2 separate regions of the Homo sapiens genome follow, and region 2 is linked to region 1. Evidence: read pairs that join two places in POLR2A ChIA-PET (ENCODE). Cell type or tissue: A673. All regions are shown on one strand. Links, peaks and the distances in the headings refer to the core of each region. The heading gives the core; the rest is flanking DNA.

Region 1 (4,567 bases), core at 227-4,226:
AGTCAGCATTTCTAATACTCTGTTTTAAGTAGTAGGAGTTCCGTCCCACAAATATTAATGAGCATCATGTATGTGCAAAGCAATGGAATTTGGGGATAAATACACAACAGACCTTGTTTTGAACACCTTATATTCAGCTTGAAATCTTTACATATAAACAATAGATGCTAATAGTGAAAGAGAAGCAGAGAGAGGAGAGTTTGGTTTTTGAGACCACTGAGGACCTGGCCTTCCCAAAGGGGACAGAGAAGTGTTCTGGAGAAGACGCTCTCTGAACCAATTCCTAAAGAAAGAAGGAGATTTATCCACTTGGAAACGAGAGGAGGGGACCTCTAGGCAGAGAGTATGGTGTGAGTAAAGATATAGTAGTGTGAAAGAGATTACTGGAAGTTAATTTCCCAGAGATTTGATATTACTTGTGGGTACATAAGAACCACATAGGAGAAGTAGTCAAGAACCTGCTGTTAGAAGGCACTGAGTGCCAACTTAAGGAACAATAATTTTATAGGTAAGAAAGATGCCATTTCTGTCATGTCTAGAAAGCAGGCACTTTTATCCTTAAACCTTGCACTATGAACTGGCCTAGGTAAACATACATTCTCAAATTTGCCTGAGGGAGTGATAATTTCTAAAACTAGGAGAGTGGGATGTAAAAACCAAACTTGGCTTCGTGTTGCCATCTGCCCTGAGATATGTGCACAACTCACATAATTTCCTTACATCAAATTCTACCATCAGACAATTGTCCGTATTTTCTCAGGAAAATGAATTCCTGTGGGTCCAGCAAATCCCATAAACTCCAGTGAGTATTTGAAGCAAGCATCCAACTCAGACTGAGAGTCAATGCAACATGTTTCAGTAAAATGTGAATCCAGGCTCACACAGATTGAGACATATTACTTGTAAATGTAAATAAATATAAAGGTGTGCTTTTCTATTTTTTGACAGGAAGGAATATTTGATTCATATGTTTAATATGCTTTGCCTCTTTTGCCGAGGTACAACATAAGGAAATGCTATTCATCATACAGAGAAATTTCAGAAACAAATTTCTTAGAAATAGGAACAACCGATCAGAGAGTGAAAGGCGAAAAAAAGTGAATACGATTTATCTAAGGGGGAAATTTAGTTGTGTTGACAATTCTGTGTGTTCAGTAGTTTGGAGGTGTTAGGACTGAGACAGACGAACAGAGGTTTTGATCTTATTACAATATAGCAGCTAGTATGCCGGGTGGCTTAAGCAACATTCACTCCATTTGTAATTAACATGTATTAAGCATCCTAAGGCTTGGCTGTAATGTTGGATTGGGTCTGGGGCAGGCAGCTTCTTCGTTGGATGGAGCTGGGTGTTAACATGGCCAAGATTATTTGCTTGGCACCTATAAGGACCAACTTTTACTGATGATATATTCTAGAATTTCTGGGGCATCTTGATTTTAAACATTCCTCTCTGTTATTACCTCCAGCACAACTTTGCTGTAGAATTTTCAATCTATTATATGCTGTGGAATTCTGATTACTTCTTATATCTGGACGGGGACCTGAAAAAAAAAAATCTTTGTCAAATTATGTGTTCTGAATTTTGGTTTGGAAATTATAGGATAAAAAATGCTAGAAGATATAGATGACTCAAATATCTTGAACTGAACTATCTTACAAGAAAAGCCCATAAAACAGGAGCTAAGTTCATGGTATGTTGATGATATCACTGTATAAGGTAGGAGTGACAGCCTTATTGTCTGGATTTTAAAGGATTTTTATCTTCAAAAGGGTAAAATAGGTTAAATGTACTGGTTTCTAAAAGAAATATTAACAAATGTTTATTTTCTTTGCTTTTAAAATACCATCTAAGACTGGGCGCGGTGGCTTACACCTGTAATCCCAACATTTTGGGATGCTGAGGCGGGTGGATCGCCTGAGATTAGGAGTTCTAGACCAACCTGGCCAACATGGCAAAACCCCATCTCTCATAAAAAAAAAAAAAAAAAAAAAAAAAAAATATATATATATATATATATATATATATATATATATATATATATATATAAAATTAGCCAGATGTGGTGGCAGGCGCCTGTAATCCCAGCTACTTGGGAGGCTAAGGCAGGAAAATTGCTTGAACCTGGGAGGCAGAGTTTGCAGTGAGCCGAGATGACACCATTGCACTCCAGAATGGGTGAGAGAGCGAGACTCTGTCTCAACAAAAAAAAAAAAAAAAAAAAAAAAAGAAAAAGAAAAAGAAAAAAAAAAACACCTAAAATACCTTTGGAAATACTATTTTCTGTGGGGGAGAGTTGGTGTATACTGGGTAAGACTGACCATAAAACTAAAGGTTAGTTTTATTCAAGGATAATTCAAGGATAGACAAACTCCTTTCCATAGAAAAATATACAGCAGAACAATCGTTGAAATTGACATGGACCCCTCTACACAGGGAATTGGCAGCCTTTCTCCTAAAGGATCAGAAGTAAATATTTTCGGCTTTGTGAGTCATGCCGCTTTGGTGACAGCCCTGCTATTACTGTCTGAAAGCATCTAGACAATATGTAAATGAATGGGTGTGGCTATGTTTCAATAAAATCTTATTTATGGGCCCTTACATTTAGATTTCATATAATTTTTTAAGTTACAAAATCTTCTTTTGATTTTTTTTCTACCCATTTACAAATGTAAAAAAACATTATCAGTGCATAGCTATATGAAAACAGGTGGTGGGCTAGATTTTCCCCAAAGGCTACAGTTTGCTGACTTTTAAGTAGTGTAAATTTTGGCTTTCTTTCTCATGTTCCTTCTGTTCAGTTTTAGAATTTTCCCCTTTTGACAGAGATTTAGGAATGTTTGTTGCCAAAGTGGTTAGAATAAATAGTGGTAAAATGTTGTAGGTATGTTTAATCAGTTATGTTTTGTTTTTAATTCTCACTTTTATTTTCTCCACCTATAAACCTTCAGTGACCCCCCCCTCCTGACAACCACATCTTGTATCAGTCACTGTAAACTTCTGCTGATTTCAGCTCACAGGGTGTCTTTCCCAGGTGTGTGCCTATACCCCGCACCTGGAAGAAAACTCCCTCCCTGCCATCTTTCCTCTGAATAGTTCTTAGGAGTTCATCAAGGTCCCATTCAGTTCTCACATCTAGTAGAAATCTTTATAGCCATTCCCTAACATACTGATAGGTACAAATATATAGTTTTGTACCTAATTTTTTATACACTCTCACACATGTTTTTCAGTACTCCGAGAGGCAGATGAATTCTTTCATTAATACATTGATTAATTTTTCAGTTGCCCCTTGATACAAAGCATGTGTCTGAGCAGGTGCTGGTGGGTAAAATGTCCTGACTGGCTGATGTATGCAGAGATAGTCCTCTTCCAAAAACTGTAAGTAAACTGTCTTTTAGATCTTCATGTTGGGTGTCTCCTATTAGCTTTATTGAAGAATTACAAACAGCAACAGACAATAAATAGTTCAGTAATTCAAATCTACTTTAGAATTCCCATTCTGACACTAACTGCTTGATTTTAGAAAAGTTAAGTAAACTGTTTCAGCCTCAATTTTCTCATCTGTATAATAGGATCACTGATTTCTACCTTGCAAATGGACAGAATAAATTACATGATATACTACATGGTTTATAATGGGTACTCAGAAATGGTAGCCATTATTAGCTTACTTCAGTGTGCTGTGGGGTAGTATGGGAATATGAAGAATATAAATGATTACATATGTGATTTAGAAACACAAAAACTTTGGCATGAAGTAGACAATAAACTAGAGGAGAAAACAGAGATAGGTTTTGGCATTGGATTTTTTTAAATAAGTATATGCTTTTCCCTACAAGATTTTATTGGGAGTTGAGGCATTCATCCACACTTCTGTGGGTTGATGACTCTCCTGTTGATATGCTTACCCAGAATTTCACTCCAAACTGACATACCCCAATACTTACTCAATTTCTCTTCAGATCTCTCGAAATTAATCTGGTATAATTTGCTCTTATCTTTGCAACAAGCCCCTTCCTGCTCTAGTGTCTTTGGCTCAGTCAGGTGATGCCACCCTGCACTCAGTTATTCAATCCAGAAACGTGGGGTTCTTGCCTCCTCCATCTTCCTCATCTCTCCCCCCATCCCCTGCCAACATGCCCAATTAATCACAAGGTTCCCATCAGTTCTCCTCTTAACTATATTCTTATCATTTTGTGGTCATCACTCATACCTACTCTTGCCTTCTACAAAATTCATTGCTCCCACTATAGTCAGAGTGGCTTTGATTTTTTTTTTTTCATTTTTAGTACAAAACTGGCCATATCAATCTCTGCTTAAAACCCTTCACTAAAGTTTCATGGCTCTTAGGATGGAGTGTAAATTCTTCAGTTTGACTGAGCAGGCATTAACATGACTGAACCCCTGCCCTCTCATCAGCCTCTTCTTATCTCACACTCTGTCTTGCTCTCTGGACTCTAGACATACTTGTCTTATTTTATTACTTCTGTTTCTAGAGCCTTGATGGTTGTTCCTCTTGTATTGTATGCTCTGCATTTACTTAAATGGATTTGATTGTGGAAATTG
Region 2 (4,567 bases), core at 240-4,239, 1.1 Mb before region 1:
TGAGAGCATTTTAGAGCTCAAGGGGACACTGAAAACAATGGGCTCCAATCTTCCTACATTGGATAGTTCACAGTGAGAGAACTTACCTTAGGTCAAACACCTCAGTGAATGTATAAGCTAGTTAAATGTCAGAGCTGGGCCTAAGCTCCAGGGCTGTTAACCCCATCCAGTACTCTTTCCACACCGACACCATATGACACACCTCTCCCTACATCCGAGTGATGGACAGAACAGGGAACCTTACTGGGAATGTTATGGAGAAAAGTGTTTCCAATTCCGACAGCAGTAGACCTGAACTGTTGACAAGGCTTCCTTGAAAAGATCATTCACTTGAATGCATTGGCTAACTCCCTTGAAGGAACAGCTTTGGGATGCCTCACTGGTCAGTGATTTGGCTTTTAATCTTCTCTGGGCCGTTCCTGATTCTTCACTGCATTCATCTCAGCCAGTCCAATGCCTGACACATAGTAGGCACATCACAAATTTGTGAGGAGTTAATGCATTGTTTTATCATTTATACAGGAGGGAGATATCCAATCCCTCTCTTTGGTTTTACAACCAGACTGCATTCATTTTGAAGAAGAATCCAGATGAAAAGAGATGTTAAAGACAGAGAAAAGGCAGAAGCAGAGTCTGTGTGCACTCATCTTCTGGTGTGTGTGTGCAATCAATGGGAGACACGGAGACCTAGAATTGGCTCCATACTCTCTGGCCCTCAGTAACACTGGAATGACAACTTCTCTGGACTCAGTGGCATGGCACCATTTGGGGAAAGAAAGTAGCTTTGAGGGAGGTGGGTGGACAGACAGCAGGGCCATGTTTTCTGAGGCAGCTTGTGGGAGAAAAGAACACCAGCTGGGACATGAAACAGTCCAGGAACCAAGAACACATGCTAAAAGGCATGAAAATTGGCAAGTATGGTGAAGATATGTTAGAGAAACACAGGGACACAGATGCATTGAGAGCTGCAAGACAATGGAGTTGGCCATCTCCCTCCTCCTGACTCCAAAGCAGCTGAAGCAAACACAGTCTTCTTTTGCTATAGATCTGAAGAGATGGCTACAGTGCAGAGTGTCTGTGGACTGAAGTAATAACCTGAGCTCCTTGGCCATCGAGACTCATGTACATCATCATTCTCTCAACTCAGTGAGAATTTTACAGAACCATGTTCCCTGCCCCAGAAAAATATAAACAAGGAATGCAGCAAACTCTATGTGGGAGGGAAGCTTTTTTTTCCCTAGTCATATGCCCTTTCCTCTTAGAACCAGAGCCTAAAGAAAGGTTTGAGTTTACCTGGTCTAACCTTCATTTTATAAGTGAAGATATCAAGGTCTAAAGAAAGGACTGTGACATTCCCAGGGTCACGAAACCAGCAAGAGATGGAAACAGTAGTCAAAACCAGGTCTTCCTGTTTGAAACCGCATGCACTTCTAAGTCTAGCAGTAACCTCACTGCAGCTTCCGCTGGGCATCTTGGGGTTCAAGGTCAACATGTAAACCATTGTGAGCATCAGTGCAATGCTGCACAAGATGGTCACCAGTGTTCTTTGCAGAATGACAAATCAAGCCCTAGTTTCCTTGTGTTGTTTCACTTGCTTATTCCAAGCCCTCTTTCTTGGTGTCTGGTTTCCTCTTGTTCCATGCCTGCCTCATGCAGTCTCTAGTATCTGAATGCCCAGGGAATGTGTCCACGTGGCCAGCCTTCCTTCTCTTGAAGTGTCTAGAAGCCACTTTTTCCTCTGAAACTTGGGTTATGGTTCAGAACTTTTATTTCTCCCCAGCAAAGCGGCACTCCACTACATGGTTTGAGCAATTTACCAGGTTGCATGAATGATTTGCATTTAACCCTACAAGAATTAAGCCTGTTAGCCCTTCTGACTCATTCATTGGTATGCTGTCTACTTCGCTGGTGCATCCTTTCCAATTATCCCTCTCTTATGTCCTAAGGGCTGGGAGGGAGGAGGCAACAACTTGGCACAAGAGAACAACTCCTGGTGTAGTTGATGGTGAGGCAGGGGTAGGGGAGCATGCATTACTAGGTTCCCTTTTTATCCCTTGAGTCTCTAGTGTTCCCCGGGTTCCTTATGCCCACCTACTTCATTTTAGGTACAACTAATGTCTAGTGAATCCTTCCTTGAGCAGTGTCTGGGAGTCACAGACACATTGTCTTATCCATTCTCTCTACTTGGGATACAGGCTTTATCCCCCATACTGCAGGCTTAGAAAAATGAGGTGCCCTGTTAATAAAAGAAGTGGGATTTTCACTAAGGTTGAAGTCTACTGCACTTCTTAGGGCACGATTCTGCCTCCCCAGATCAAGTGCTTTTTGGCCTTGCTTCTTCTTTGATTCTCGTAATGAATTCTCCTTTTCAAAATTACTGGCTGGGACATTGACTTTTTGTGGGTGAATGATGTAACCTTGCTTATTCTAAAGGGAAAATTGAGTAAGAGAGAGACCATCTGATTTCAGTGTGTAGTGCAGTGTTAATGGTAAATACTAACCTATAGAATCATCATCATCTTGCCTGACCTCCCAGAAGTGCTTGGAAAGGGAATTTGTGGGTTAATTAGAAAAAGCATTGCATAGATGTTCAGCATTGTTTTTGTCTGCGATGAACTGAATGACCAAGGGGACTACCCAAGCTAGCCCTAGGAAGGCAAGTTGCTGGGTCAGCCTGACATAGATGGCTGTGGCTGATGGAATTCAGCCAAGACAATGGCCCTGCCTCCCTCTCTAACTACAAGGCCCTGGGACAGATTCAGGAGCTTAATGGGAAACACCAGCGTGGAGCTTGTAGCACCGTGCAAAGAACACAGGCTAGAATCCAGAGACCTGGATTCTCTCAGGCCACTGGAAATGTCTTTCCCAGGCCCGAGTTAGGCTATATAGCCTTTCCACTTCTCACATTCTAGGTTTCTGTAGCTGTGGTCTCTGTTTCATATCACAGATTTAAAAAATGCTTGAGCTAGTATTCACCTCTTCCTTTAGTGTTTTCCTCAATAGGTCAAACATTTTCACATGATACCCTTTCTAGACCCAAACCCTCTGCTCTCAAATACCAACTACTGAACTCTGCCATGGCAGCCAAATATAGCCATAGACAATATGTAAATGAATGCAGGTGGTTGTGTTCCAACAGAACTTTATTTATGGGCACTGGCATTAGAATTTTATGTAATTTTCACATATAAAATATTATTCATCTTTTGCTTTTAAAAATTATTTTAAAGTGTAAAAAGCCATACTTAGCTCTTGGGATCTACAAATACAGGTGGTGGGCTGAATTCAGCCTGCAGTTTTCCAAACTTTGATTTAACCCACAGCAATGGGGCACCTGGCTATAATCTCTAGGCACCATCATAAGCTATTAGTTCCTGCATTTCTGGAACTTTCTGGAACTGGTGGCTGCTCTTAGCTTCTAGAGACCTCTAGTCCTTCCACGCTGCTACGCCTCAGAGCCAGCAATGGACATCGACTCCTTCTCATGCTTGGAATCATTCCACTTTCCTCTTCTGACACATCTCTTTGGTTTCAGCCAGAAAAAATTATCTGCTTTTAAGGGCTCACGTGGTTATACTGGGTCTACCTATATAGTCCAGGAGAATTTCGTCATCTTAAGGTCCATAACTTTACATCAGCAAAGTTCTTTTGCAACATAACACAACGTACTCATAGGTTCCAGGGATTAGGGTATAAACATCTTTGAGAAAATGTTATTTCACCTACCACAGTGCATTAGGAAACCTAAACCACTGGACAGAGATGACATATATGCCAAGATACCTCTTCTTATGAAGCTATTCCTTATCTTCCCAACCTACTCCCTCATCTAAACTCTCATAACGGTTTGTCCTAAGCATAGCTTTTTTTTTTTTTTTTTTTTTTTTTAGATAGGGTAATGGGTCATGCTCTGTCGCCCAGGCTGGAATGTAGTGGTGCAATCTTGGCCCACTGCAACCTCTGCCTCCTGGGTTCAAGTGATTCTCCTGCCTCAGCCTTCCCAGTAGCTGGGATTACAGGCATGCACCACCATGCCTGGCTAATTTTTGTATGTTTAGTCGAGATTGGGTTTCACCATGTTGGCAAGCATGGTCTCGAACTTCTGACCTCAGGTGATCCGCCCGCCTCAGCCTCCTAAAGTGCTGAGATTACAGGCATAAGCCGCCGTGCCCAACCCTAAGCATTACTCTTGATGTCTGTGTTGGTTTTTGCTCCTTATTACTTTTCTGCTTCAAGTTACTGCATCCCTTTGTGAAGCAAATTCACTGTGCATGAGTTTCCAACTTCTCTGAGTCTGGTGAGACAAAATATAGTCACATGTGACAAGTTATATGAAGGGGAATTATTAGTTACAGATGTGAAGCAAGAGAAAACAGAATCCTAGGATTCATTGTGAGCCAGTCCCCCAGGGCTCAGAAAGTTTCCCTGGGACAGATTGAGTCTCAATTTCACTTGAACCACAGATTAGGGATCCTAAAAGTTAGCCCACCCTGGTTATGTAACTCAGGGTGTACTTGATTCACTAGGCTAAAGTTTGAAGGACATCCTGCTTCTAGAGGAGAGAGAA

Evidence for each region. Peaks named below come from ENCODE experiments on the same cell type or tissue, not always from the same donor. Only the 100,000 strongest peaks of a DNase experiment are listed, where the experiment ranks them.
Region 2: POLR2A ChIA-PET joins it to region 1 with 6 read pairs; 1 of 35 experiments calls an interaction of 5 or more read pairs at or near these places.

Annotation. Positions count from the first base shown.
Region 1 is chr18:52,608,181-52,612,747 of GRCh38, forward strand. All of the region lies in intron 1 of DCC (DCC netrin 1 receptor), which reads left to right. Among named protein-coding and RNA genes, the nearest start is that of DCC, 270 kb to the left of the region's middle. In A673, for the core only: no CTCF peak of the experiment used is centred there; a DNase peak (open chromatin) is centred at 2,471.
Region 2 is chr18:51,489,156-51,493,722 of GRCh38, forward strand. The region is part of intron 1 of LINC01630 (long intergenic non-protein coding RNA 1630); the gene reads left to right. Among named protein-coding and RNA genes, the nearest start is that of LINC01630, 99 kb to the left of the region's middle. In A673, for the core only: no CTCF peak of the experiment used is centred there; a DNase peak (open chromatin) is centred at 1,906.